Linked DNA regions of Mus musculus: region 2 is linked to region 1. The links are chromatin loops, found by intact Hi-C in ENCODE. Cell type or tissue: heart. All regions are shown on one strand. Links, peaks and the distances in the headings refer to the core of each region. The heading gives the core; the rest is flanking DNA. Region 1 overlaps Clspn (claspin). Region 2 overlaps AU040320 (expressed sequence AU040320).

Evidence for each region. A loop is a pair of places that touch in the nucleus more often than their neighbours do. Peaks named below come from ENCODE experiments on the same cell type or tissue, not always from the same donor. Only the 100,000 strongest peaks of a DNase experiment are listed, where the experiment ranks them.
Region 2: a loop joins it to region 1, with 8 times the contacts of the local background. A loop is called at or near these places in 23 of 42 quality-filtered maps.

What each region holds. Positions count from the first base shown.
Region 1 is chr4:126,592,011-126,606,939 of GRCm38, reverse strand. It overlaps Clspn (claspin), which reads right to left. Exons shown (of 26, transcript NM_175554.4): 25 at 14,139-14,288; 26 at 13,037-13,897. The coding sequence ends at 14,178. Among named protein-coding and RNA genes, the nearest start is that of 5730409E04Rik, 10 kb to the left of the region's middle. In heart, for the core only: a CTCF peak has its summit at 6,372 (motif pointing left); no DNase peak of the experiment used is centred there; H3K4me3 peaks cover 604 bases; H3K27me3 peaks cover 978 bases.
Region 2 is chr4:126,830,579-126,845,507 of GRCm38, reverse strand. AU040320 (expressed sequence AU040320) reads right to left here. Exons shown (of 21, transcript NM_133886.2): 9 at 13,286-13,418; 10 at 9,809-10,037; 11 at 8,750-8,873; 12 at 8,089-8,221; 13 at 5,761-5,909; 14 at 4,711-4,862; 15 at 4,264-4,402; 16 at 2,873-3,032. Among named protein-coding and RNA genes, the nearest start is that of Gm24161, 20 kb to the right of the region's middle. In heart, for the core only: a CTCF peak has its summit at 5,416 (motif pointing right); DNase peaks (open chromatin) are centred at 5,397 and 6,517.

The sequences.
Region 1 (14,929 bases), core at 2,792-10,791:
CAAGCTGACCTTAAATTCCAGATTCTGCTACAGCCCCTGGAGTAGCTAAGGGTGATAGATCTATGTCACCAGGCCTGGCTTCTATCATCCTATAAAACTAGTTGGACTGAACTTGATGCCATATACCCTTAATCTCAGCACTTCAGAGGCAGAGGCAGAGGCAGAGGCAGAGGCAGATGGATCTCTGTGAGTTCAAGGCCAACCTGGTCCACAGAGCAAGTTCCAGGTGAGCCAGGGCTATACAGTGAGACTCAGTCTCAAAATAAGAAGCACGCTCCCCCCCCCCCAACAAAACCAAATAAAAAACAACCCCCCCCCAAAACAAAAAACAAACCCCTGCCAGTTGCTTCCAAATGGCACAGTGACACATAAGCCAAGTGGATCCAAGAGACAGTAGCCTCTTGGTCAAGGGTGATGTTGGCAGGAGACACTCCAGCATTGTATAAATGATGCATACAGCGATTCCAGCTGTTCCAGACTTCCCAGAAACATGAGACTGTGGAGACCGAAAGGCTCAGGTAGCCGTGGCTATCTATGTCTGGAGACAGAAGAAAACTGTTATTCAATCACCAGCAGCTTCTCCAGTCGGGATGCTGAGGGATCCATCTCCCCAAACATAGAAGTATCTTCCACTGCATTCACCCATCTCCTTGTATAGGCCAGAGACAAAGAAACCACAAGCTAACCAGGGCTCAGCTGCAGGCCAGGCCATCATGAAGACCTAGAAGTGAACATCACAAAGATTGGCAAACAGGATGGGGGCCTGGCTCAGCTCATCAAGTGTTTGCTTCCTGCACAAATTTGAGGACCTAAGTTTGGGTCCCCAGCACCCACATAAAAGCCAGGCAATGGCGTCATGCACCTGTAGCCACTAGCACAGGGGAGGCAGAGACGATCCCTGGGGTTCACTGCCTAGTCAGAATAGCTGACATCAGATAAGTCCAGGTTCTTGAGAGACTCAAAAAATCAGGTGAAGGTTGCAGGCGAGGTGGCTCAGCAGGTAAGAGAACTGGCTCTTGCAGAGGATTATGGTTTCCGTTCCCAGAACCCACATGCTGGCTCACAACCATATGTACTGCAAGTTCCAGGGGACCTAAAGCCTTCTAATCACCCCAGGCACTAGGTACAAGTTCAATGCATGAACATAATTACAAGCAAAATACTCATTCACATAAAATAAACCTGAAAAAAAAAAACACGATAACGTACAGAGGGACATAGGAAGATACTCGAAGTAAATCTCTGGTCTCCATGTGCGTATACAGAGACAAACACACACACATGGGCATACACAATGCATGCACGCATTAGCTAGGGACAGGTGACAGAGGCAAGAGAGGCCAGCAGTGAGTAGCCAGGTTCAGGCCCCGGGGTCTGCGGTATCAGACAAGGAGAAAAGAGGAGAGGAAATTCCCCGGCAACAAGGACAAAGATGAGGGCTCCTAATGGGCAGGTGATGTCTCAGGGTCAGTATGCCCAGGAGGAGAGGGGTGGATGGGATCTTAGTCTTTGGGCTTCAGCAACCTAGTCCCTTCCCATGCATCCACTCACAAGCAGTGCACAGCCACAAAGTGCTCGGTTTAGATACTGCGGTAGGAATTCAGGACAGAATCAAGCAGTCTCAAAGGGCTCCTCGTTTAGAAAAGGAAACAGAGAAGAGTAGATGCCAGACTTGGATGGGCCCTGCGGCAGAGCTGCTGGAGAACAGAATGAGCACAGGAGAGAGGGGAAAGCTTCCAGAGGCTATTATCAGAGACTGGGCTTGACTGAATGGAAGTCACCAACACACAGCGTGTTCCCAGGGCACTAAGACGGCGTGTTCCGAGGGCACTAAGAAAATGGAGTATTGGGGGCTGGTGAGATGGCTCAGTGGGTAAGAGCACCCGACTGCTCTTCTGAAGGTCCAGAGTTCAAATCCCAGCAACCACATGGTGGCTCACAACCATCCACAACAAGATCTGACTCCCTCTTCTGGAGTGTCTGAAGACAGCTACAGTGTACTTACATATATTAATAATAAAATAAATCTTTAAAAAAAAAAAAAAGAAAAGAAAATGGAGTATTGGCCTGGCGTGGTGGCGCACGCCTTTAATCCCAGCACTCGGGAGGCAGAGGTAGGCGGATTTCTGAGTTCGAGGCCAGCCTGGTCTACAGAGTGAGTTCCAGGACAGCCAGGGCTATACAGAGAAACCCTGTCTCGAAATCCCAAAGTGGCCGGAACTTGGGGATGAAGCCGAGGTAGGACATTCGGCTGAAAACTCAGCTCACAATCCAGCCTGGGGCTGCAGGTTGGTAACTGGGGGAGTCCCTAACTACTACACTGCAGAACATCCTAGCCGTGGAGGATATACTTACTACTTGTGTTCACTTTCTTCTCTTTTCCTGATATCACCTGTCCACTTTCGCTGGCAGCTTTGGGAACTTGGACAAACATTTCAACCTTTTTACAGTAAGTATAAGGCTAGTGTGCCTTTTGAATAGTTGGACATAAGTTACCTGTGAACTTTGTTATTTGTGCTTCAAAACATAGGCACAACACTGAAGGATCTTTGACTTAAGCCCGAGAGCCCCAGGGCAGATTAGAAGGAAGATTGCACCCCAGAATTGGCTGTTCTTGGGAAAGGAAGGTCCAGGGAGCCTGTGACCTAGTTTTGTTCATCCCTTTTCCTCCACCTCTTAAAGGTAAAGGCCACCTTAGACTATCTCAAAGGGACTTTGTGACTTGGGTTAAAAAGTCAGCTGTTTTCTCAGATAGGAAATGAGAGTGGCCTACTTCTAAAACCAGAAGTTTTACACTTCTTTTTGGGTTTTGGTTTTGTTTATTGTCTTAGGGGCAGAAAAACAGTTTTTAGTGTTGGATGGGGTCCCAGTCAAAAACTCAGGGCCTCTTACATGCTAGGCAGGGACTCTGCCACTGAGCTGTGCTCCCACCCCTGGTGCTGCAGGCTTCACAGGAGCCACTAAGATGCCTGGGAATCACTCTCTATGTTCTGTGAACCAAAATTTTATTCCTGCCAGGCAGTGGTGGCACATGCCTTTAATCCCAGCATTTTCGAGGCAGAGGCAGGCAGATTTCTGAGTTCGAGGCCAGCTTGGTCTATAGAGTGAGTTCCAGGACAGCCAGGGCTATACAGAAAAACCCTGTCTCAAAAAACCTAAAAAAAAAAAAATTTTTTTTTTTTAATTCCTAGCTGGGGGTGGTAGCAGATGCCTTGAATCACAGCACTCGAGAGGCAGAGGTAGATGGATCTCTGAGTTCAAGGTGAGCTTGGTCTATAAAGCAAGTTCCAGGACACACACAGAGAAACTTTGTCTCAAAAAAAAAAAGTAATAAAGGAAATCAATAACCAAATATAGATTTTCTTTTTGTTTTTTAATCTTTTGAACAAGGTCTCACTATGTAGCCCTAGGAATGCACTATGTAGACCAGGCTGGCCTCAAACTCACCATGTAGATCAGGCTGGCCTTGCACTCACAGAGATTCCCTGCTGGGTTAAAGGCCAAGTGCCATCACACGCAGCCTATCTGAGATCTTCTCTCTTGATTTCTCTACCCCAACGGCTCATGAGAGGACACTGAGGAAGCCTTTATTTTTGTGTCTTGTGGGTTTGTTTTCATTTGTTGTGCTGAGGACTGAACTGGGGGACATCTTAGATGCTAAACCTCTGAGCTACACATCCATACTAAGGGCAGGTGTCATTCATTCACTCATTCATTCTTGTGGGGAAGGAAATGCAGGCACACATGTGCGTGGGACAACTTGCAGGGGAAGCCTGTTCCACCATGGATTCCGGGGAATGAAATTAGGACCTCAGAGTTGTACAGCAAGATTTAAAACAACAACAACCACCACCACCTCCACCACCAAACTATTACTCCATCTTTCCATCCCCAAGGAAGGTTTTTTTTTTTTCCCCTGGGACAGAGTTTCTCTGGGTAGCTTTGGCTGTCCTGGACCCAAAGCCTGCGGATGGTTTTAAAGTTCAGTGGGGCACAGTTTCAAACCCACTACACCACGAGAACCCCAGAAAAATGGATATTCTTTCTATCCCTACTCCCATACCCCAAGAGAAAAGGAACAAGGTTGCTGGAAACCATGGAAACTCTCTGTAACACCTTCAAGTAGTGAATATCTTTTCCCAACACCTTCCAAGAGATCAGAGAAGTCAAATCCACAGCCCGAGGTTGTGGAACAGCCCAGGGCCCACAGCGGGAGTGGCTAGATGAGAAACGGAACAGAAGGAGGAATGAGGGGAGGGGATGCCTGCTCGGTCTTCCTAAGCATACCCCTTCCTAGCAGCTGCTTCTGTAGGCTCCCTAATCCCCTTCCCTCACCTCCCTCACCCTATCCTCTGGCCGCCCACCTCTCCTCCACCCATCCCATTCATCAGTAGGAGAGCACCATATTAGTGCAGCGTTTCAGGGCCTGACAGATCCTTTCTGGGTGCCCCCCACATGTAACCACTTAACCCCTAGCACAAAAGGCCATGGTGAATGGGCTTGAAGCCAGTGGCTCGTGCGGAGGGGGAGGTCTCAATAGGATTTGGGGAGCTGGGTGTATAAAGCGCTCTGCTCCAGCAGCCCTCAATGGAGGAGCTGAAGTTAGGCATGTGCCGAGGGGAGGAGCCCGGCAGCTGCATCCCGCCCCTGAACAATGATTTATTCATTCTCTTGGCACGCTCAGAGAAAACAGGCTCCAGGGAACGCGGCCCCACAAATCGCCCTGGGCCTCAGCTAATTCCCACCACCATCACTGAAGTTCAGAGACCTCACTCCCAACCCCCATAATTCACTGCCTAATGCCTGAGGTTCCTCTTCCCTGTCAGGGAGGCTTCTCGAAGCCCTAGGTGGGGATGGAATGGGTCAGGCAGGTCTCCTCAAGTTCCTTCTGGTGCCCATCTCACAGCCTATAGAGACCCATGTATACTCCCCTCCCTAAAGTAAAGAAATAAAATTGCAAGGCGCGGGGAGGGGGGGGGAGAGGACGGGGGGGGGGAAGGCGGGGCAAAAAAAAAAAAAAAAAAAAAAGCAAGGCGCATAGGGTGGCTTGGTTTAGAACTGCCTGCACAGGGTAGGCCAGAGGAAGAAGCAGGGTGTTGAGTGGCTTAATCTAGATAAACTAATAGGCAGCAGGAAAGCCATAAAGGGTCGCTGGGTAAAGTGCGGGCTGCTAGCCAAAAGTTTTGTTCTTGCTGTCCCCACTCTTCTGCCAACTCACATTCCTGCAGCAGAATCTCTGGAAATGGTGGGGATTGAGAACCATAATAAAAATGGGTAAGGTCGCCGGGCAGTGGTGGCACACGCCTTTAATTCCAGCACTTGGGAGGCAGAGGCAGGCGGATTTCTGAGTTCGAGGACAGCCTGGTCTACGGAGTGGGTTCAAGGACACAGAGAAACCCTGTCTTGGAAAAAAAAAAAAAAAGTAAGCTCTAGGTAGACACGGTCGCCCGGGCTCCACGGAAAGAACCAATCCAATAAATAAATAAATAAATAAATAAATAAAACGTCACGTTTGTATCCCTTTTCATTCCTGAGGAATTCAATCTGTGAGCCCTTGAGGATGCTAGCCTTGGAGGTCATCAGAAAAGATGGGATTTCAGTGTTGGTGATGTTGATGGTCAGACAAGTAGTTTCTTTCTTTTTTTAAAAAAATTATTTTGCCTGCATGTATGTATGTCCCCTCTGTGAGTGCCTGATGTTTGGCTTTATAGTTGAAACCCTATCTCATAATATCAAGTACCCTTTGGTACTTGATATTATGGGTCAAAGGAGGGTTGTGAGCTGCCCTGTGGATGCTGAGAATTGAACCTGGGTCCTCTGTAAGAACATTCAGTGCTCTCAACCACCGAGCCATCTTTCTATCCCCAAGACCGGTAGCTTCAAAAACAAAATTATGACAAGCAAACCTGCCTTCCTGCCTTCATAGCTCATGTCACCAGGGCCAGACATTTAAAAAAATCATAATAAATAAAACTAAAAAAAAAAAAAATCAATAATGTTAGCAGAACAGGAGTGTCAGGTTGATGTGACCATCCTCAGACTGGCCCCTGGGCCTCTGAGCTCCAAGCTTGTAATTACCTTGTCACACAGAAAACAAATCTACTGTGGGCCTTCCCAGTGAGAGGTGGGAGAGCCCAGGCAAGGAGGTCGCCCAGTTGGGAAGGGGAGGAAAAAACAGGAAGACTGATTGATGCTCAGTGCTGGAGGCAAAGAGAGCTTGAAACTGACAAGCTAAAGCCTAGAGAACTCAGAAAGTTTTCTTCCTTCAGAAGGGCCCACACACCAGGGGAGAGGACACAGTGACGAGGATGGGACCCCTTCCTGGAAGCCTCAATGAGGTGATTACTAAGAGGCTGCTGCCCTCTGGTGGGCAAAAAGAGAACCCTCAACGCCACCAACGCTGAAATCATACCTTTTCCAGTGACCTCCAAGGCTAACATCCTCACAGCTTTAATTCCTCAGGAACGAAGGTGATAGATACAGAGTGTAGCACTCACTCGGAATGCTTACTAGGAAGTTCTTTTTGCAATGGCATGGAGTCACCAACCTTTAATCCTAGAACCCAGGAGGTAGAGCTAGGGGGATCTGTAAGACTACGTGGTCTGTGTAGTGAAGCTTGATCTCAAAAACAAACAAACAAAAAAGTGCCCTTGCTCTTTGACTGGGGGTGTACCAGAGCAATGCCTCAGCCCTGCATGGTAGTGCATGGTGCAAAGCTGTAATCCCAGCACTCAGAGAGCAGAGGAAGGAGGATCAAAAGTTTATAGCAAGTTCCAGGCTGGTGGGATGGCTCAGTGGTTAAGAGCGCCACCTGTTCTTCCAAAGGTCCCGAGTTCAAATCCCAGCAACCACATGGTGGCTCACAACCACCTGTAGGGAAATCTGATGCCCTCTTCTGGAGTATCTGAGGATACTACAGTGTACTTAGTTAGTGTTTTTTTTAAAAAAGTTTATAGTAAGTTCCAAGCCAGCCCAGGCAACATGAGACTCTACATCAAGCACACCAACAGGCAACCCCAGTTCCCAGTGAGATATTGGGCTCAGTAGCCGTGAAAACAGGAAAGAAACAGGATCAGGCAAAGGAAGCTGGGTGGTAACTTAAGCCTGTGGCAGTCTCAGGTCCCCATAGGAGCTCAGAGCTTAGAATGGCTCTTCTGAGTTGTCCCTACCTGATCTGAGCGGCCATGCCTTTATACACCCTGTCACCACTGCAAGGTGGTGTGGAAAGAGACCGGACCTTGCAGGGTGCCCTGTGGCTGAGACAAGTCTCAAAGGGTGAACACAGGAAGCTGTCCTCAGAAAGTTCCCAGCAGTAAAGCTTTTAGGGATGGGTTCACCCCACACACCAGAGCTGCTCACCAAACGTGTTAAATCGACCATAGGTTCAGCTTGAGCTACAAGCTCTGGGCTCCAGGCTCAGCGGGACAGTGTATCAGTCCCAGTTACTGGCCTGCTATGCTCTGAGCCTTGGGGACGCTCAGGCGAGCTTAATATTTAGATTGTGAACTCATTCACCCAGCTACCATTCACTGAGATTTCCTGGGCCAGGCCTGGAGGCAGACAATTTCCATTTTTTCTATTTAATCCTCACAACTGTGGAGCGAGCATTAAGTCAGATTATTCAGATGAGATCAAGTTATTAAGTGGCTTTCACAGTCCAATGACACTTTAAAAAATGATACTCACAATGGGACAAGTGTTATTTCTGCTGTCAAGGATTCTTCAGGCCACAAAAGGCCTTGGCTCTGTTCTGCCTGTGTGTGCCCTCTGAATAGGATGGTTTGAGGTTTGCAGTCAGAGCATAGCCTCGGCTGTAGCTAAGAGCTCTGTTCCACAGGCCCTGGCTTCAGCTCTTTCCTAACAGTGCCACTTCCCAAAGGTAAGAGAGCCACAGACTGGCATAAGTCACTGACAGCCAGGAGGAAGCAAGGGTCTGCATTCCAGAAACCCCTCAGCTCCCTGTATCTCTCGCTGATCTCTCTGTTCTGTATAATATGACAAAGACTGGGGAAAGAAAGCCATCAGCTGCTGCTGTGACAGCCCTGACTTGTTTTCATTCTTGGTCAATTAAGCCTTTCCGACCCTGGTAGTGTGCCTTTGTAAATCCAGAACTTGGGAAGCAGAGGCAGGTGTGGGAGTGTGAGGCTAGCCTGGGCTACACAGGAGACCATCTCAAAAAACAAAACCAGAACCTTTCAGCACACCCAGGCATCAACAGCAAGTAGTTTCCTCATTTTAGTTTCAATTAAGACGAGGGGAGGGATATTATAATTTCTTTCTGAAAATGACTGGAGACATTTACTCAATACTTCTCTCCTCCTCACTACACACACACACACACACACACACACACACACACACACACACACACAGAGTCTTCCCTCCTGGGCTCCCAGAACCTAATTTTTCACGTTTAGAAAACCCAGATGATTTTTGCCTGGGTCCATCTGGTTTTCCAAATAACCTGTCTTTTTGATAAATAACGTAAGTTAAATTAGACAAGACAAACAAAGAGAGGGGCGAACAAACAGCTTTCCCCCCTTCTCTCAGCCTCTGAGAAAAAGAGGGGGCTGAAAAGCCCAAAGCACAGTGCATGCCCAACCAGGCCCCAACACTTTCAACCCTCTGGACTGGGCCCAGTACTTCCCCAGCCTGGAGCCAGGGGCAGCTCTGTCACCCCACTGCTGGCCTGCTAGACCACCAGTCATAAGAAAACCCACCACATGCAGTGTTTCATCTGAACATTAGCAAAGAACCCAAGTGTTCGACCCCAAAGCTTCCTCCAATCACCCTTAGGCTGTGGCTACTTCAGAAGCCTCTTCTCATTATGTACCCCACCGCAGGGAAGGACGAGATCAATACACTGAAAATGAAAAACCTTTAAGGTGAGAGAAGATGGGAAGAAAGAGGGGACTGGCGGGCCACGGGTAAAACTAAGATGCTACAACTAAGAGACTGCCTTGTTCTCAAAAGGTTGGGAGACTGACGCCAGCTACACACAAAGCCAGGCCTATCTCCCTGGTTCACTGGGAGAGCCCTGGCAATACCCATAGGCCTCCATTCCTACACCTGTCAATGATTCAATACAGCACTGTCATTGGCTGCTGGATCAGCCCCATGGGCTGGGAGACTGAAGAGCTTTGCTGAGGGTGGCTTCCTCTACCCACAGCGCACCCAGGCATCAGCCCTAGCCCTTCCTGAGCAGCGTGTTAGATATGCAGTGTTAAATATGTATAATCATGCCACATTCCATTATACCTTTAGACCAACCATAGCCCAGTGAGCTGCATAGTTAGTGTCCATGAGCATCCTCTGGTTGCTGGGTAAAGTCTAGAGAATGATTTAATCTAAGGTCACACCACTTGTAAGCTAGAGTCTCACAGTCATCTCTACTACTCCATCCTACACTGGAAAGCTTTGTAAGCCAGCCAGGCATGGTGGCTCACACCCTTATCCTGACACTGTGGAGGCTAAGAGAGGAGTGCAGTAAGTTTAAAGCTAGCCAAAGCTACACAGCGAGTCTAGGCCAGCTATATTGGGCTATACTGTTACATTCTTACCTCAAAAATACAAAAACAGGAGACCTGACTGATGGCTTAGGTAGTTCACAGCCGGCATGTGGGTGCTGGGAACCAAACTCATGAAGTGTTCTTAACTGCTGAGCCTGATTAGCAGGTTAGTGGTGGCGCACGCCTTTAATCCCAGCACTTGGGAGGCAGAGGCAGGCGGATTTCTGAGTTCGAGGCCAGCCTGGTCTATAGAGTGAGTTCCAGGACAGCCAGGGCTACACAGAGAAACCCTGTCTCGAAAAAAACTAAAAAAAAAAAAAAAAAAAACCAAACAAAAAACAAACAAAAACTAAAAAAAAAAATTTACACGTATGTATGTATGTATGTATGTATGTATGTATATGAGTACTCTGTTTGCATGTATTCCTGCATGACAGAAGAGAGAGTCAGATTCAGACAAAAGAGGGCATCAGATCTCATTATAAAGGGTTCTGAGCCACATGAGGGCATCAGATCTCATTATAAAGGGTTCTGAGCCACCATGTGGTTGCTGGGAATTGAACTCAGGACCTGTAGATGAGCAGCCAATGCTCTTAACTGCTGAGCCAATCTCCCCAGCCTCGTTTACACAGGGTTTCACTATTACAGTCCCCTGCAGCTACTTCTAATTTATGGCAATCCTCCTGCCTCTGCCTATTGAGTGCTAGGATTATAGGCATTCAAAGCTTGTTTTTGTGGTTAGGGATTGAACCCCAAACCTGTGCCTGTTAAGCAAATCCCCTGCCCGTGAACACCAACCCTCCCTGGGGAGAGGTTTAAGTTAAGACAGTGCATCCTGCACACATTATGTATGTGTAAAGGTCACCTTCTGGCTGCTATGTAGATTGGATGCAAGAGAAGCAAAAGCAGAAGTGGGGACATCAGGAGACTACTGCAGTACCTGGGAAGAAGCTGAAGTTAAGAGCACAGCCCTGGCTGCAGAGCGGGAATAGGCGAGCTGATTCCAGATACAAGTTCTAAGAAAGAAGCTAGAGAAAGGCCTGGCAAAGGACAAGAATGCTCTTCATTCTTCCTACCTGAAGGGCAGGGGAACAGCGATAACTATTTCTTCAAGATTTATATTTATTATTTTAATAATTATGTGTTAGGGTGAGTTTGTGCATGAGAGTGCATGGGGTGTGTGTGTGTGAATTCCCCTGGAGGTGGAGTTACAGGCAACTGTGAGCCACATGACATGGCTACAGGGATCTGAACTCAACTCTGGAAGAGCAGCCTCTAAAGCATTAGAAATGAACTTTTAAGCAGGTGTGGAGCTTGACCTGGAGGATTGACCCATACCTTCATTCCTGATGGGTCTGCGTCCTTTGTCATCCTGCTTGGATTAGGCTGTTGTAGTTTCCCATTGACTTTAATCACAGGACATGGTAGTACTAAGAGACGCCCTAAGGGATCTCCTGCACTCCAGACATAATCTTGCTTACCACCATTGTGAAGAGGTAATCCAATTTCCCCATGGTAATCTGGATCTACCCCTCCTAACACTGTTATTCCTTTTTTAGCCTGTTGGTTTAAGGGCATTAGAAGCCCAAAATGACCAGGGGGAAGTCTGAGCTTCCAGTTCAATGAAATGTTTGTTGTAGCTCCTGTGAGACAGGGTTTCTCTGTATAGCCCTGGCTGTCCTGGAACTCACTTTGTAGACCAGGCTGGCCTTGAACTCAGAAATCCACCTGCCTCTGCCTCCCGAGTGCTGGGATTAAAGGTGTGCGCCACCACGACCGGCCTGGCACACGCCTTTAATCCCAGTATTTAGGAGGCGGAGAGGCAGAGACAGGTAGATCTGTGTGAGTTTGAGGCCAGCCTAGACTTCAGAGCCAAGTTCCAGGCTAGCCAGGACTACACAAAGAAATCTTGTCTCAAAACAAAACAAAAAACACCCAGCAACAACAAAGAAAAAAAAAAATCTTAAACCAGGGAGTTTACAGAGAAGTTGGAATGTCAGGGGATCTTACGGAGATCTGAGAGGCTTGGCCTCCAGAGATCTGGGGAACATAATTTGATACTTTATAGGAAGAGTCTACATAGTTTATACAACTGTGGACTGAAGTGGTTAGATAAGATAGAAACTGGATTAAATGACTTCAATACTGCCTGCCCCTAATTTCGTATACAATGAGGAAGAGACAAAGGATACTGACTTAGGCTTAGGCTCTAATTCCTTCTAATAGGTAATTTCCAAGATGGCGAAGCTGAGTCCTACGAGGAGTCAGAAGGACAGAAGCTGGTGGCTCAACACCCTGGACAATGGTCAGGCAGAATCGCTTCAATCCCTGGCAGGTATATTTTCATAGTGAAAAGTGACCTATAGTTAAAGACTACATTTTTTTCTTCTCTAAAGTGTAGCGAGAACTTCTTGTGCACTGTATGGAAGCACCTATTAGCTGAGGCAGAAAATAGGAGGGCGAAAGGAACTCTGGGATAGAGTTAGGCGTGGGGTCTCTGTAGGAGACAGACACCTGAAGCTGAGGAGAGGTAACTAACTATGTGGCACACATAGACTAGAATAAAAGGGTTCCTTAAGTTATGAGCTAGTGGAGGAACAAGCCCAGGCTTATGGCCTAGGCATTTATTCAAACACAAAGTCTCTGGGGCATTATTCTGGGAACACACAGACCAAATAGAAAACGGCTCAACAGGTAAAGGCACTTGCAGCCAAACTTCATGGGTTCAATCCCCAAGGCTTATATGGTGGAAGGAGAAAACTAACATTTGCATATTATCCTCTTATTCCTCCATGTGTGTCTACACATACACACAAGCATACACATGCACACATACACAGAAACAAAATACATGAGATGCAGCAAGAGTAAGAAAATAGAATGCATTTACCCAGAAACTCAGAAAAGCAATTTATTTCCCAGGTACTGATTTTTCTCTTCAGACACACCAGAAGAGGGTGTCAGACCCCATTACAGATGGCTGTGAGCCATCATGTGGATGCTGGGAATTGAACTCAGGACCTCTGGAAGAGCAGCCAGTGCTCTAACCACTGAGCCATCTCTCCAGCTCCTGATTGTCTTCTATTTAGTGGTCAGTTCTTTTTTTTTTTCATTTCTCCCAAGGAGAGCATGTGGAAAGGCTGGAATGCCTGCTCAGCCTAGGCAAGGCCCTCAGCGTGCTCAGGGGGATGAGGGGTGCCTATATTAGGTGCTTTTGATAACACTGAGAGAGCAGCAATAACTATCACCTCGGATCCAGAGTAACACTGAAGTACACGGAGGCCAGCCAAGGGAAGTGTCTCTCCGAGGAGGTAGAATGTATGAAGTCTCTCCACATGAGCAGCTCTGAGTTCAGACCACTGAGTGGGTTGTCTGATCACTTCCTGGGGATGGAGAAGCCAGTGAGGGGCAGCTGCAGCACCCTCTACGCTGGTCGCAGAGTTCCCGGGAGGGAGCATCCTGAAAATGAAACCCTCTCTCACCTTAGGCACTGACCGAAGAAATGACCACTAGAGCTGGACAGCAAATCCTGCCCACAAGGCAATGAGATTTATTGAAAACCTACATACATATTAAAACAGCTTTGTACACATTTCTCCCATTACAAGATTACAAATATACAAATGTATGTTCTGTCCAAGTCAGCATCCTGAGTATTAGAAAAACCCAAACCAAAAGCCCCAGCACCTAACAGAAAACCTACATCTTAATCTCATCAGTCGAACAGGCTGCTTTATGTCTCTCAATAAAGGACGGACACAACCTCATCCAACTTCTCACGCTCAGCTTTCGACACTGAAGCCAACGTTCACCTGCCATGGTTTTTGCAAAGCAGCACTGAATTCTGCTCTGATAGAAGAGAACTGGCCTATGTTTCTGAAAGCCAAAGAAAGCGACTAATAGCAGTTCTCTTCAACGTTTTTATTAAATTCTACTGGTCTGCTCTCAATATTAGTGATGAAATATTAAAATGTCCTCTGATGGTCAGGGCAAGAAACTCGGCCCCAAAGCAGCAATAAATAGTGGTCAGGTTTCTGCAGAAGGGAGGGAGGCTCTGGAACAAATGCTTTAAGTTGAAACTCTAGTCCTGGGGAAGGTGCAGAAAGGGAGGGATAACCTCTTTCTCAACTAGGTACCAGCTTGAGTCCTTATGTCAAAGGCGATGAAGGTTAATCAGAGATCAAGACTAGAAGTTTACATGACACAGAAGGAACAGGACGATGCAACAGCTGGGTGCGTGCTTCTCGGCCTGGTACTGTGTTAAGGGCCGTGTGGCTGTGGGAGCCTCATCCCAGGCTGGCTTTCAGTGCTTTCTGCAATTTTCTATAATGCCACACTTTCTTCTTCCTCTGAACACCTTGACTTGAAAGTGGTGTCAACCCAGGAAACTGCTAGGAAAAAATGTCAAGTGCTTAACGGAAGAAGTGAGACTTCAATTATTCTGTAAGTCGATGCTGGGCACTCTGTTGTGCTGAGATTGGTGGCCAAACTGAAAAATAACACTAGGAGAGAAGAGTGCTGCTGAGAGCTGTGTGGGGAGAAGGGAAGCTCGGCTCATTACGAGTTGATTCTGAGGGAAGGGGAGGTCATCGGCGGAAACAGCAGTCCCACCCTCCCCGCCAGACCTACTCTGAGTACTTTCCACAGACACTGGCATCCTGGATGGCGTTAGCTTTCCAAGTATCTGAAGATGCTTCGCTTTGGCCCTGGACTGCTTCCGTTTGTCTTTAGCCGCTTAGGAGACGGTGACATCATTGACGACAGTCCCCTTCTTCTGACCTAGAGAGAACACAGACGGAGTCAAGACACACACAAGTGCTTTCCTTCAGTGAGTTCTTTAGCATCTCAGTTAAAGCACAGATGACTAACAGACAAAAAACAAAGTTTGAAGGCGAATTTAAAAGCTGATGAGCTGATTGTCCATTGGAGCAGCAACTCCGCTATAAATTCTTGAGACGTGAAACATTCTAACACCATAGCAGCTGTTAGATAAGAATTTTTACTTCATTTTATTTTATTTTTTTGGGTGTGTGTGATGTATTCATGTGCATGCACGTGGAGGCTGGAGGACATTGGCATCTTCCTCCATTGCTCTCTGACGGGTTCCTTTAAGACAGTCTGTCTCTGACCACAAAGTTACACACTTCAGCTAGGATAGCTGGCCAGCAGCTTCTCTCTGCCCGATGTTCAGGTTATAGAATTGCACAACCATACAGCTATGCCTGCCGTTTGTATGTGCTAAGATTCAGCTCAGATCCTCACGCTTGCACAGTAAGTGCTCTTACCCACTAAACCATCACACACCCCCACCCCCACACACACCCTCACATACACACCCACCTCCCCACCCCCCCCCCCACACCCACTCACTCACTCACACATACGTTTTTTAAAAATACAACACACAATTCTGGGACTGC
Region 2 (14,929 bases), core at 2,338-10,337, 240 kb before region 1:
AACAATGGGTCCTGCAAACTCCAGACCCTAGCCTTTACAATAAAAGATGGGAATTCATTAATTACCATTTCCTCCTGTGATCCACCGGTAAAGATTTTATTTCTGCCTTTACCAGTAGCGCTGCCATCTTTACCCCCTCTCCCACAATACCAATCTCTACTAAGTCATAGCAGCAAAAATGTACCAAGATCATAGACCCCAAATCTTCCAGAGATGCCACAAGCCATCAAGTTTCAAAATAAACTTCTGGTAATACCCACCGATCAGCTAGCCAGGGAGGTGATGCACACTTTTAATCCTAGCCCTTGAGGGTGAGGCGGGTGGACCTCTCTGAGGTCTAGTCTACATAGCACATTATAGGTCAGTGGGGGCTACATAGTGAGACCCTGTCTCAAAATGAAATAAAAGCAGACAAACAAACCATCACTGGTCAAGTACTATGTATTATAGATTCACACAGACATTGTATTAAAATTTTTTACTACACTTATTTGTATGTGACTGTGTGTGGAGCTCAAGAGGCAACTTATGGAAGCTGATTCTCTCTCTCCACCATGTGAATCCCAGGAACTGAACCCAGGTCATCAGGCTTAGCGTCAATCTCCTTTGTCTACTGAGCCACCTCTTGGGCCCACATTGTCATATTTAACCCCCAACAGCAATGCTATAAACTAGGTGCTAGAGCTTCCACAGGTGATAGGCAGTCGTCACACTTCCCTGGTGGGCACCTACCAGTGGGGTAGGTGAGGACGGCCCTGTTTCTCTCTGCAGTGCACATGTCCCTCAAAAGAGGAGCTCCCCACCCACACCAGGTGTCCCTCCCTGCACTGATGGCACGGGTGCTCCTACCTAGTCAGCTCCCAACACCGTGATCAACCTACCAGCTGTTTGCCCAGGGTGCTCCCTAGCCATGGACACAGCATTCTTTTTGTTGTTGGTGGTGGTGAGGTTTTGGTTTGGTTGTTTTGTTTTGTTTTGTTTTGTTTTGTTTTTCAAGAAAAGAGTCCTAAGTCTGGCAAGGTGGTTAAGAACTCGCATGGCTCTTGCGGAGAAGTTAGACTCCCAGCACCCATGAGGGAGGTGGCTCACTACTGTGTAACTCGGGCTCCAGGGGATCTAGTACCTCGGCCCCTGCAGGCAGCTACACTCACAGACACGTGCATATGTATGAGAAGTTAAAACAGTGTCCTAGTGACACAGCAGACTCACAGAAAGCTTGCACCCTGAGAGGTCCAGCCCTACCCTACCTGAGTCACAGTCTCTTCGGATGAGGCCTGGGCCCCAGTTGGCTCCCTAAACCCCCAGGTGACTGTCACGTGAGGCTGGGGTAACTGCTTGCCCAGGATGCCCCAGCTTCAGCTCTGATTCCAAAGCTGCTCAAAGTTAGTGTCCCTCCCTGGAGCTGCTCCCATCTGCCACCCCTCACCTCCTACAGAGACAGGAGGATCTCTGTGAGTTTGAGGCCAGCCTGGTCTACAGAGTGAATTCCAGTATAGCCAGGGCTATACAGAGAAACCCTGTCTCAAAAAGTAAAACAAAAACCAAACAACAAACTAAAAGGGTACGTCTATATCCAGCCTCCACCTTCTTCCCGCATCAGTGCTTGCTCTGAGCCACCTCTTCAGCCCCAGCTTCCAATTCTGTGCTCTCAGATGGTAGCACTGTCTTTTTGGCAGTCTATGTGGCACTCTCCTTGGGCTAGTTTTGTGTTTTCACCGCACTGCTGGCAGCCCCTCCAACTCCCAAATTCCATGGCCACTTCTTCCCTCCTCCAATAACCCTGTCTCTCAGAAGGGCTGGAGAGATAGATGGCTCAGCAGTTAAAAGAACTGACTGCTCTTCCAGTAGTCCTGAGTTCAAATCCCACGCCACATGGTGGCTCACAACCATCTGTAATGGGATCTGATGCCCTCTTCTGGTGTGTCCGAAGACAGCTACAGTGTCTTCACTGTATAATATATATTTATTATTATATATAATAAGTAAATCTTAAAAAAAAAAAAAAGAAGGTCTGGAGGCAGGAGGTTCAAGGGTTCAATGCCACCCTGGGCTACATGAGGAAAAAGTCACCCTGAATTCAATAGTCAAGTGTGAGTTCCTTGTCATCCCTAATATTAGTTCGCAGGCTGAATCACTGTCCAGCCCCAGTCACCTCATCTCACAGGTGCTGACCCAGGCACAGCACCGCCCTCCTCGGGCACAGCACTGCCCCCATGGCTCCTTCTCATTCCTTCTCACCAAGAGCTAAATGAGGGCTCTCATCTTGTTGCTGCTGGACACACCCAGAAACTCCCAACTGCTCCCCTAAAACCCCACCCTTCTTAGCTTCCACACCACTCACCTCCCTGAAAGCAAATCTCAGCAGGGATTGCCTTGCTTTTCAAACTAACTAACTTGAGCTCCTTTGTATGCAAGTCTCCCAGTCTCCCCGGTTGCACCTCTGAGCACATCCTGCTTGCACTTAGGGGGGCCCACTGCCCACACGCTCCCTTCTCAACCCTTTAGTTCTCATAGGCTGGGTAAGGCAACCTTTACTTCTGGGCACACCTCCTCCAGCCCTCCTGGGAGAACTAACTGCTCTAGCTGTTTCTTTACGGCCACACAGTGGCCCCTGCTCTGCAGTGAGATCATAAACATACTTCTCTCCATCCCAGACTAGAGCTGACACACGGGATCTCTTCCGCCCCTCTTCCCGAGCCTGTCTGAGCATCTATTACATGACCACGGCCTGACTGGCAGGATGCACTCCTGAGCAGCTCCTGGTTGGAGCTCCTGGTTGGAGCGCCTCCTCAGCCTGGCCCACTGCTGCTCCCCTGGGAAGCCTGAGAACCCCAAGGCCTTCCTATGGTCCCCACATTCATTATCCGACTACCTCTGCTCCGTGTACGGCTGAATCTTTTGCACAATGATGTCGGAATCCAGCACCCCCAGGAGGACCCCAATCTGGCGGATGAGCATCCCCTTCAGCCTCTCAGTCAGCTGACTGACGTTCACATCCAAGATGATCTCCACTAGGTTGCTTTTCCTGGGGTCTGGAAAACAGGAGGATCAGTCATGGCTTCAGAAGTGGGCGAGTTAAAACAGACCTGCCTGTCGCTGTGTTTGCTTTGGCACAGAAGGGGAAATGGTGGCAGCAGTTAGATGTCCCTCAAGTGGGAACAAAGAGGAGTTTACTCCTAGCAGAGCCATGGGAGCTGGTTTAAGGCTTCCCATTACCCTGAGAACTGTCACACAAAGTGCCAGGATGAGGCACAGGCCAGGGAGCCTCAGGGGAGGTAAGACACGGTGGTCTTTGCGTCACCAGCCCTATCTGACACTGACAGGCACAGCTAAACTCTCCATCTATGTGTCCCCTGAGCCAGGGACATGCTGTACTTTGTTTATAAATATGAGAGACACCCCTCTGTGCACGCCTTCTCCCCACCCCCACCCCAGCCATCCTAGCAGGGAAAGTCCAGGAAGTCAAGAGATAGCTTGAGCACCATAATGTTTTGTTTTGTTTTATTTTTAATTTTACTTTATTGGTGTTTTGGCTGTGCGAATATATGTCTGTGTGTCTGTGTGAAGGTACTGGAGCCACAGACAGTTGTGAGCTGCTACCTGGGTGCTGGGAATTGAACTCAGGACCTCTGGAAGAGCAGCCAGTGCTCTTAACCGCTGAGCCCCAGCGCCATATTGTTAGCCTCTAGCACCTGGATATGGCTACGCTTGCTGGCCAGATCTGAAGCAACTATAAGTTGCTCAGGAAACCTTGAGTGGAAGAGAGTCAGGGTGCACTATCTGTAGCCTGATTTTGAACACAGATGAGACCCAGTGTGTCTCAGCCACTATCCTTCCTAGAGGCAAGGCAAGGGCTGACTGTCTTCCCAGGACCCTTCCCAAGATAGAGGCCATGCCTGAGACTGACCTAGGGCCCATCAGTCCTGCCCACTCCCACCCTTCCCTACCACAAAAACAAGCTTCTGTTTAAGGAGGACATTTATTGCTGAAACCCTGAGAAGTGTGCCGACATCGCCTCACCTTCCCTGGATTTTCAGATAAAGCCTGAGGGTCAACTTACAAAAATAAACTGTTTTCTGCATCTCCATGCTGATGAGACATCATGACTCACGCTATTGCTGTGCTCAACTTCCCATGGAACCCTGGTCGGTCATGCACAAAGGAGCAGGTGCTGGGCCCAGGCTCTGCCTGCCTGACACACTGCTGTATGGCTCGGGGCAAGCCTGCCCTCTCTGGGATGGAGGCCTTGCAGGCGGGGCTCACCAGGCTTCACTTCCACTGTCGTCCGGTCTGTGTCGCTCTCGCCCTTTGCATCTGTCACTTTCAGGTGAAACGTGTAGGTCCCCTCCACCAGGTTGGAGAGGAAGAGGACAGGGTGGTGGTCAGAGTGATTCAGCACCTCCTGGGGGCGGGAACGACATGGCTGTGCTCTGGGACAGAACGCCACCCCTTTCTTGGAGTTAGCTATTGCTTGAGCCACACAGCTCTGCTGGTGGACAGTCACCGCACTGCCCGCCACAGCTCCTAGGGTCAGGAGAGCCAAGCCCCTGAGCACAGCAGTTGTAGAATGACCCACGGGAAGGCCTCCCTGACTCCAGAGCACAATCTCAGTCTGATATCGGGGCCTGCATGGCTAAAAAAGATCCTGGAGGGTAGGAACCCCCTCTTCACCTCCCCCCTGCCCCGTCACATCCTGACACACTCACTCACCCCTGCGGCTGGGCTCGTCTCATCTCGAGTCCACAGGTAGCTGACTATCCCCTTGTCATCTGAGGACCTCGAGCCATCCAGCTCAGCTGTGCTCGTGGGCAAGGTCACCACCACGTTCCCAGCGATCTTGGCTACTGGCGGTTTGTTTATTTCTAACCAAGGAGACATCAACGACATAATGTGACATTCTGGGAAAGCAAGGCTTCACGTGCAGAGCTGCTGAGGAGCTCAGCACAGAGAGCACCTCGAATAGGGAGCTGTTAGTGCTTATCCAAGAGTGCAGAGCAAAAGCCACGCAGAGGGGACAGCATGCCTCCCTCCTGTGGCTCTACAGCAGGTCTCCACTTTAAAGGAATTTAGTGACTAGAAATGAAGACCAGGGTGCTTAGAACCAGAGGCTCAGGCTTTGCTAGTTAACAGCATAACCTCCTTTCAAGCGCTACTCTTGGTGTGTCTTCTCTCCTTGTGCTTCATAAGAAAAAGAAGAGTGTGACCCCTCTAAGCTGCGGCCCCACAGACTCTATGGCATGGAAGGTCGTCTTGCCAGGGTGTTCCTCAGCTTAGTCAGCACAATTCTGTTTGGATGTCACCCGCTGACGAGGTGACTTTTCTACTACCAGTCCATGGCCTCTCCCAAGTCCTCCCCAGACCCTGTGAAGCCAAGAGGACAAGGCAGATAGATGTTGGCCAGAGGCTGCAGTGCAGCCGCCATCCCAGCTCCTGCCAGCAGGTGTCACTGTAGCTATCAGAGAGTCACAGAAGCCCAAGGACTTAGCATAGAGGCAAAAGCAAAATGCAAAGCAAATAGCTGTCAGTGCTTTCCATTTCATGTAAGAAGGAAGAGCAGGAAGGCGGCGTGGGGCTGGGGCCAGCGGGAAGGGAAAGGGGCTTTAGAATCAGCAGCCACTCTCAAAGCTCCCTTCCCGGAGACTGCTTTTCCTATTTGCCTCTAAATCAATCCTGTACCACATAAGACAGGGCGGACTCCTGGGCTATCCCAGGAATAGATAGACCCACTAGGCTGCTGCACATGCCCACAGCAAGACGCACCTTCTTTGACAATGACATTAACGGAGCTCTGGCTCTGTAGGTTCCTCTCATCTTTGACAGTCAAGGTGAATACATAAGTCCCGACTTGCAGCCCAGTCACAGTGGCGACACTGCTGTTGGCATTCTCCAGCTGCACCCCGTCAGGTCCCCTAGACGAGAGAGTAATCAGAGGGCGGAGTCGTACCTGTCTGCTGCTCCCCTGGCAGCAGGAAGAACAATTATTACCTCAACTGAGACAGGAACAATTGTTTCCCAAACCCTGACAGGAAATGTTTAAAAATATTCCGTTTGGAAAGTATCACTTGGTCCTAAAACACAGGCTACTTCTGGTCAGAAAATTCCACTCCTCAGCTGTCAAGCACATCTCGGCTTGTCTTTTATATGAGCTTCTAGAGCATTCCACCCTTATTATTCTGGCTTATATAAGCAGTAAGTCCTCTGAGCAGCTCTGGGATCAATAGGGGGCTCTAGGATGAGGCTTCTGAAAAGCGTTTCTGGCCCCGTAGCTAGTGTGCTAGCAAAGCAGCACACTGCACTTCTTATCCACAGCCCTGAGCCGCCCTTCAGCCCACCCTGGAGAGAAGTCAGGGAAGGATGCAGGCCAAGGGGGCCAAGGACCTCTCAGGATGAAGCCATCTTCTCTCCATATCGCAGACTCCTCTAGCCCTTGGACAGCGCCACAAAACACCAGGACACTAACTACATCCTGCCTCCTTCGCACTGAGTCTCAGCACAGCGGCCTGCAGCAGGCTTCTGGCCAGCACACAGGCAAGGGCTGCACACATCCAGAGCCCTGCACACCCACGCATCCTTCCAACTAAGGACACCCAGAGAAAGCTTCCAGCTCCTAGCTCTGCTTTTGAAACTTATTACCTCTGACCCCAGCGGCTTCTCCTGAATCAGTCTCATCTAGGAAGCTCCACTAAGCACTATTTACACTGCAGCCACTGCTGAGCCTCTGCTTGGGGGCTCATCAGGTCTGCTTACAATAAACAGCTACAAGAAAAACACATCAGCTAAGGGAGACCCAGCTCTCCAGGGCAGCTGAGGAAAAGGATGTCTACTGCCTAACACGGACTTCCTAAGTAGATATTAAAACCCTTCCCCACCCACCTCCAATGCTGTAATAAGATCTCACTCTCTCTCTCTCTCTCTCTCTGTGTGTGTGTGTGTTTGTGTGTGTGTGTGTGTGTGTGTGCGTGTGCGTGTGTGCGTGTGTGTGTACACATATGTGTTAGGGGTAAACCCAGCCTGTCTTTGTGGCTGCTGTTTTGGAACTGGAGAATGTTTTCAGCTTCCCTAGAATCCCTTCAGTTCATGCAGAACTCTGGATACAAGTTAAATTCCATTTTCTATGGTTCATAAAAGCTGAAAGAAATTGTACAATCAGGAATAGCTCAAATAGGTAATTACAACTTAAAAAGAGTAATTTTTGGCTGCAGTCTTTGATCTTTGGCTAACTTAACTGAAAACCAAAGTCTCTGAAGAGCAGTAACACAGGCATGCTTTGCTTTTTGCTTTGCTTTGCTTTGCTTTGCTTTGCTTTGCTTTGCTTTGCTTTGCTCTGCTCTGCTCTGCTCTGCTCTGCTCTGCTCTGCTTTGCTTTGCTTTGCTGATGAAGGTTCAGTTCCTCTCAGGAGCTGCCTGCCCACTCCTCAGTTAGCCTTACTAGTCAATTTTGAACAATGGTATCTTTCTGCTCCATTACCTTCCAACCTGCCTCTCAAGTGTAACGAAACTATGCATTTAGCAGATGGGTGGTGCCTGCAAAAGCCCAAGCTCACACAGTGGGGCTAACTGATGATATACATTCTCTCTTTTAAAAAAAATCAGAAAATCTTTCTTAAGAGTTGAACCTTAGGGGCTAGAGAAATGGCTCAGCGGTTAAGAGCATTGAGCCCTCTTCCAGAGGTCCTGAGTTCAGTTCCCAGCAACCGCATCTGTAATGGGATCTGATGAACTCTTTTGGTTGGTCTGAAGACAGTTACAGTGCACTCACATACATAAGATAAATAAATCTTTAAAAAAAAGAGTCAGCTGGGCGTGGTGGCGCACGCCTTTAATCCCAGCACTTGGGAGGCAGAGGCAGGCGGATTTCTGAGTTTGAGGCCAGTCTGGTCTACAGAGTGAGTTCCAGGACAGCTACAGCTACACAGAGAAACCCTGTCTCGAAAAAAAAAAAAAAAAAAAAAGAGTAGAACCTTGGGATTGTAAACCTTTCTTTCTCACTCTCCGGGAGAGACTAGTAAGAATGAGTCAACTCTCAAAAGCAAATAAACCCTGCTGCTCCATGGCTGGAAACTCTGCCCAGATGGCATCGACACTCACCGACTCTGCTCCCAAAGGTAAGAGACGACTCTCTGGTCATCTGTGCTCTTGCTGCCGTCCAGGGTTGTGCTGTCCACGGGCAGGGTCAGCTCTTTGTCTGGGCCTGCATCTGCCTGAGGAGGCTTGTTGTTCTCTAGGACAAAGATGCAGCCATCAAAAGCAGCACTCCAGGTGGCAGAGGAGAGGATCCATTGGGGCATCTGCTCTGGTAGCCATGGGAACTCTGCCTCTTAGCCCAGAGCATTACAAGATATGTGGGAGAGATGGATGCCATCAGGGGACTCACAGTAAAAAATGAAACTGAATCATGTCAAACAATTTTGAAGTTTTTACAGCTCACTACCTCTGAAATCTAATGCAGTGGGCTAAGAAGAGGTAGACACAGTTTTCTAGGCATTGAGGGCTTTGCAACAACCCTTTAAAACCAAGTAGCATTTGGTATGATGGTGACGCCATCTCCCAGGCCCTCACCATCACACAGTAACTTGCAAGGCAAGGACACACACTAAAGCTCAGAAGTCTTGTAAGGCAAAGGGTGAGAGCCGGGTGGGGTGACTCTCAGGCTCTGAGGGGCGACTGCCTGCCTTCCACTTCTCTGGCCTGCAGCCCAGAACTCCAGCCTGTGGCCCCAGGGCTGGCAGGATCCTGGGGAGGAGCTTACCAGGCTGCACAATCACAGTCACTTGGGCGGTGGCCTGTTGTCCTGCGGTGTCAGTCACTGTGAGCTGGTAGGTATAGTCTCCTTCTTGCATTGCGGACAGCTGCAGGGCTGGCGTTCTAACTCCCTACATGCAGAAATTCAGGCATGGGAAACGACTCCCAGGATCACAGCAATGCACACAGTACTCACTCGGGAAGAAATACTTCAGCCAGGTCTTTAAAACTAACTTGGTACTGGGGGTGTGTCCCTGGTCAGCACAACGAATGACCATTAACAGAACAGCGTGAGACATTGTACTATTAAGAATTTCTATAGATTCTGTGGCAGCAGAGAAACCTATCAAAACACATGAACTAAAGCCAGGTAAAACATGCTTTGTGTCATGCCTCTAGACACCTGAAGGTACAGAGCCCTTCCGGCCTGTCAGAAGGAACATTATAAATAACTGGAGGAAAGCCTGCAACACAGGAGCTTTCTAACAGCAAAACCTGGTGGCCTAGGGCTGAGTTCTGCTTGAAGGCATTTTGCTTGGCCTGTCGTGCTGAATGGTGGGAAATTCCACCCCAAAATCTCATTTCTGTCTGCTCTTAGCAAGACTGTCAACTAACACTAAGACCATCTCTCTGTGTGATAGCAGCAGGACCCAGGAAGCAACAGGTCCCTACTCGCCATAGCCGCCCAGGTTACTCTACTTGTTTAAGTGCCCTGTCTATTTCACAGACTTCTGGGGAGGGCATCTTGTAGCTAGATGATCTACCAGTGAGCTTAGGGAGGTTTGCACGCTGGTGGCATCTGTGTGGTGTGACTCTCTGGGTTGGGTCACCCATAAGAGACAAATTTCTTACCTAGCCTCCTAATACTAAAAGTTTCAGGTAATCTGATAATCAGAGGTCTAAAACTTTCACTAACCAGCAAATTTCTGAATTTGTTTGGGGATTTTAAAAATCTAAATGCACAAGCCTGACTTTGAGAATAAAATGGGGCAGAGAAAGCCTGAGCAGTTGATGGAATCAGAGCCTCCCTGTCCCCTGAGAGAGGAGGTATGGTGCGCCCTCCTACCTGCATCTCCACCACCTTCCCTTTGCTGCTCGGGCTGAGCGACCACTCATAGCTGGTGATGCCGTGGTCATCCGTGCTCTGGTTTCCAAAGAGGGTGATGGAGTTCTGAGGCAGGGTGATCACTTGGTTGGGGCCTGCATTGGCCACGGGAGGGTAGTCCACAGCTTTGTTCACAGTCAGGCTTGCAGTGGTGGAGTTGGTAGCCCCGTCAGAGTCGACAACAGTTAAGCTGTTGGGAGAGAAGAGTTAGTAGGGAGGAGGACTGAACATCAGGACCGAGCAACCCCAAGGCGGCAGGAGTTTCCCTCCTACCCATCCTGCTGCAGAAGCACATTAATGTTAGCGCTGAAGGTGACTGAGGCTTTCCTGTGAACCAGGCGAAGTCCCAGATGCTTTCTATCTAACTGAACGACCACAAAGGCTCTGGAAAGTCTAACCTTCGTGTTCTCCACACCCACAGGAAGAGATCACAGCTTGACAGCAGTGGCTTCAGGATTTGTAACCCAGGTCCTATATGCTAGCAGCAGTTTGTGCTGCTGCCTGTGTCTATCCACTTGCTGAGGCATGTTCAAACATTGCAGAGTATATCATGGATACCAAAGCCCAGAAACCCTGGCTGGCCTCGAACTCACAGAGATCTGTCTGCCTCTGTTTCTGTCTCCGGAGTGCCAGGATTACAGGCAAACACCTTAGCCTGCTCAGAAGCCCATTCTTAGGGAGGAATAATCCCTGGCCTCCATTCCTACAGAGCTCACAGACAGCACACCACGCTGCCTGCAGCAGGCTCTCCACCCTTGTTCTGTTTCAGCCATGCTGAAGCACAAAAATGGGCGTGGACACGCTGGGCACAGAGCTCTGGGACAGACCACGAAGACGCGTTCCAGAAAGGTGGGAGCTTGAGGTGGCAAGGAATGCTCCTACGCAGCATGCCCACAGTATGTGCAGGGAGAAGCCGGGTTTATAAGAGCAGACTTCCACCTAGACGATGCCTTCCGGCTGAACAGCCTAAAGCTTCTCACACCACCTCAGAATGTGAGCATAAGGGAGCAGGGAAGTTGGGATCCTTCCATTTTGCTGACAGAAAAGCTTTGAAAAGACATGCAGTTTGTTTAAATCTCACCAGCAGCCTCAGACATAGCCAGACACCTGTGGAGCTTCCTTCCAGTCTTACCTGTGGTCTGTAGGGCATTCTGGGTATTGTAGCCTTTATAAGAAGGCATAGATGCTTGGACTCTTAAACAGGCTCAAGTATTGGACAAAAGGATCATGGGACTCAGCCTCTTCCCCCAGGCCCTGACTTCTCACAGGTCTGTGACTGTTGACGCACTACAGTCACATGGGCCATTGCTGTTGTTTCTGACTATTCTGGGATGGTCCTTGGGGGGCCCTCAGAGACCTTAGAGAACAGCACCTGGCTGCAGGGCTAGGGCAAACTAATGCCGCGCAAAAGCAAGAGTGAGAAGATCAAACAGAATCAAAAGCCCAATCTCATCATATCATAGATTTAAAAAAGCGTCACTTCCTACCCCCATCTATCCCACATCGTAGGTTACCACGTGGTGAAGAGCTCAGACTCTGAAGGCAGACCACTGTGTGACCTTGGGCAAGCTACTTAACCTTCTGCCAAAATTACCAAATCTGTAAAATGAGAATAACTAGAATTCCTGTTTAAAGGATTAAATGAGATAAGAAATCAGAAAAACACTTTGCACACAGTACATGTTCCAAAAATAGTGGTCATTCCTGTCACCTTTGGCTTTGTTTGGTTGGTTTGGTATTGGGGTTTTGTTTTGTTTTGTTTTGAGCTGGACTTGCTATTTAGCTCAGTATGAGGTCCCTGCTTCAGTCTCCCAAGTGCTGTGGTTACAGGTCTGTGCCACTATGTCCAATTTTGTCGTTATTTTTAAAAAGTATCAACTTAGCCCAGGGTAAATTCTATGTTAAGAGGGAAAGTTCTAAGAAACTTAAGGTAGACATCACTCAAAATTCCCATTCAAGCCAATGAGAGGGCCCCAGGCTGCACTGTAGACCACTGCCCCCTCTTGTACTTTAAGAGCCAGTGAGAATGCCACCAAGGAAGGGCACACGTACGGAAGGGCTGTGCTATGATGTCAACTCCGTGTGACCAACAGCATCTAGAACTCAGTAACCCATGGAGGACAGGCACCGTGTATGTGTGTGTGTGTGTGTGTCTCTCTCTCACACACACACACACAATCTTCAAATAGTAAATACTATTCTTTGAATGCCCTTCTTAATCTGTTGGAGTGCCGTCTACTTTATAGACCTCAGTTTCCATGAGGCACTCTGTAATCTCTCCAGAGGAGGGCATGTCTCACCTTCCTGTATATTCAGTGTCTCAGCAGCATCTGCCACTGTGGAACTCATGTCTCTGTGTGTGTGTATGTGTGTGTGTGTGAGTGTATGTGTGTAAGTGCATGTGAGTACGTGTATATAAGTGTGTGTGTGTGTGTGTGTGTGTGTGCGTGCGCGTGTGTGTGTCCCGGGGTGAAGTGGGACGATCCATGACTGGAGGATTAGAAATCTTTTGACCTCTACTGTGTGACTCAGAGGTTACTAAATACAAACGACTTTCTCTAACCCTATCATCTGCATAAGGAGCATGATACTCATTGCAAGTATACCGCAGCATAAATATGCAAATATAGGGAATGCCCTAGAGTAAGCCTAAAGCCTCATTCTCTTTTAAAAAATTTAGTTATTATATGTAAGTACACTGTAGCTGTCTTCAGACACCCCAGAAGAGGGCATCAGATCCCATTACAGATGGTTGTGAGCCACCATCTGGTTGCTGGGATTTGAACTCAGGACGTTCGGAAGAGCAGTCAGTGTTCTTAACCACTGAGCCATCTCTCCAGCCCCTAAAGCCTCATTCATAACACACATTCTAAATGTCAATGCTAATTCTTGAAAGGATTTTCTTTGAATCAAATCTTTCAAAAAGTTCCAATAAAGAAAGATTCCACAAATCGCCTTCAGACTGCTAACAAAACATAAATCCCACCAGGTGTGGTGGCGCACACCTTTAATCGCAGCACTCGAGAGGCAGAGGCAGGCAGATCTTTAAGTTCAAGGCCAGCCTGGTCTAAAGAGTGAGTTCCAGTATAGTCAGGACTACACAGAGAAAACCTGTCTCGAAAAACCAAAAAAGAAAAGAAAAGAAAGCTGCAGGCATCTTACTCGGGGAAAGCATTTCCCTGGGGAAAGAACACTTGTGGATGTCGGTGGCGGTGTCGAGAGAAGAAGGGCCCTTCCCCAGCTCAGAACCCTGGGAGGTGTTTGGGTCCTCCAGACGTGGCTTTTCGAAGGAGAACGCAGAGGTTCTGCAGAGACGATGTCCTAAGAAGCATCCCTAGTGTGACCACTCACACAGCACTGAATTCTCCACCAACCGCAGTGCAAACCGCTGCTTTCAGTCACTCCTATAGGGCGCCTCGAGGCCGAGGCCTACTTTACCTGAAGGTGTAGTTCCCCGGGACGAGCTTACTAAGTTTTAGTATGGCTGTGTCTTCAGAGATCTTCTCTTCTCTCAGGGGCCCCTTAAGCTCTTCCCAGTGGTACTGGACAATTTTATCGTCATCCGTGCTCTCTGGACCACAAAGAAGATTGGTTATAACACAGAATGCCTGCCGGGCCTCAGCACTTACCCTAAACACACAAACCAACTAACCTCCCAGTCAGAGAGCTCAAGCTAGAGAAACATAAAGTCAGACTCTCTCTCCAAAGCAGTTTTTCTCCAGGAATACTGGGTCAGGTGGCCTCTTATGAATGTTCCTATATCAAGTACTAAGGACTCTAACTTAGGAAATCTCAAGTTTAAATGATAGTGTATAAAAAAGAAATACTTTAGCCGGGCATGGTAGTTCACGCCTTTAATCCCAGCACTCAGGAGGCAGAGGCAGAGGCAGGCAGATTTCTGAGTTCGAGGCCAGCCTGGTCTACAAAGTGAGTTCCAGGACAGCCAGGGCTCTACAGAGAAACCCTGTCTCAAAACCCCCCCCCAAAAAAGAAATACTTTTATTTTTTTTTATTTTTATTTATTTATTTATTTATTTTTTTTTTTAATTTTTTTTGGTTTTTCGAGACAGGGTTTCTCCATATAGCCCTGGCTGTCCTGGAACTCACTTTGTAGACCAGGCTGGCCTCGAACTCAGAGATCCACCTGCCTCTGCCTCCCGAGTGCTGGGATTAAAGGCGTGCGCCACCACGCCCGGCTTAAGAAATACTTTTAAAACATACTGAAACCTCACTTAAAAAGAAATGCAAATTAAAATAACATTTGAGATACTACTTTTTAACCTAGCATACTGGTTGACAAAAGGGTTCAGGCCATCAGGGATGACTCAGCAGACTTGCCACAAATCTGACCACCTGAGTCAATCCCCAGACCCCATGGGGTAGGCAAGAACTAACCACAAGTCACCCTCTGACCTCCAATGCAGTCAGAGGGCAGGACTGAGCCTACCTGAGCACTTTGGGTTAGGGCTATTTCTTATTATGTTTCCCAGTGCAGGGGACTAAGCCAGACCTTGTGTGTGCTAGCCAAACAATGCACCACTGAGCCACACTCACAGCTCCAGAAACCTCAGTCCACGGTCACAATTAATAAAGGGAAGAAGCTGGAGAAACGATGGCTCCAGAGCACATGTTGTTCAGTGTCCAGAAGCCATGTCTAGCCACTCATAACCATGTGTAACTCTGGCTCGATCTAGGGAATGGAATGGCTCTGGGTCCTTGAGCCCCTGCACTCTTACATGTGCATGCGCGCACGCACATACACACACACAATACAAAGTTAAAATAATGAAAATAAATCTTCAATCATTAGAACAAAAACAAAAGAATATAGTCCCAGGCAGGGTACACACTGAGCCTCTTCAAGAGGCTGACAACAGCCCTTGGGCAGTGATGTCTTTGAACACTCCTAGGATGTAGCCAAGAATTTGATTTCTACAGCCAAGAAAGGAAACATCCAAGCAAATATGAAAACCAGCCACTTTCAACTAAAGTAATTCTAAAAAAAAAAAAAAAAAAAAAAAAAAAAGTAATTCTAAATGTACGCCCAATCCTGTTTTCTCGGAGTAGAAACATTACTTCAAA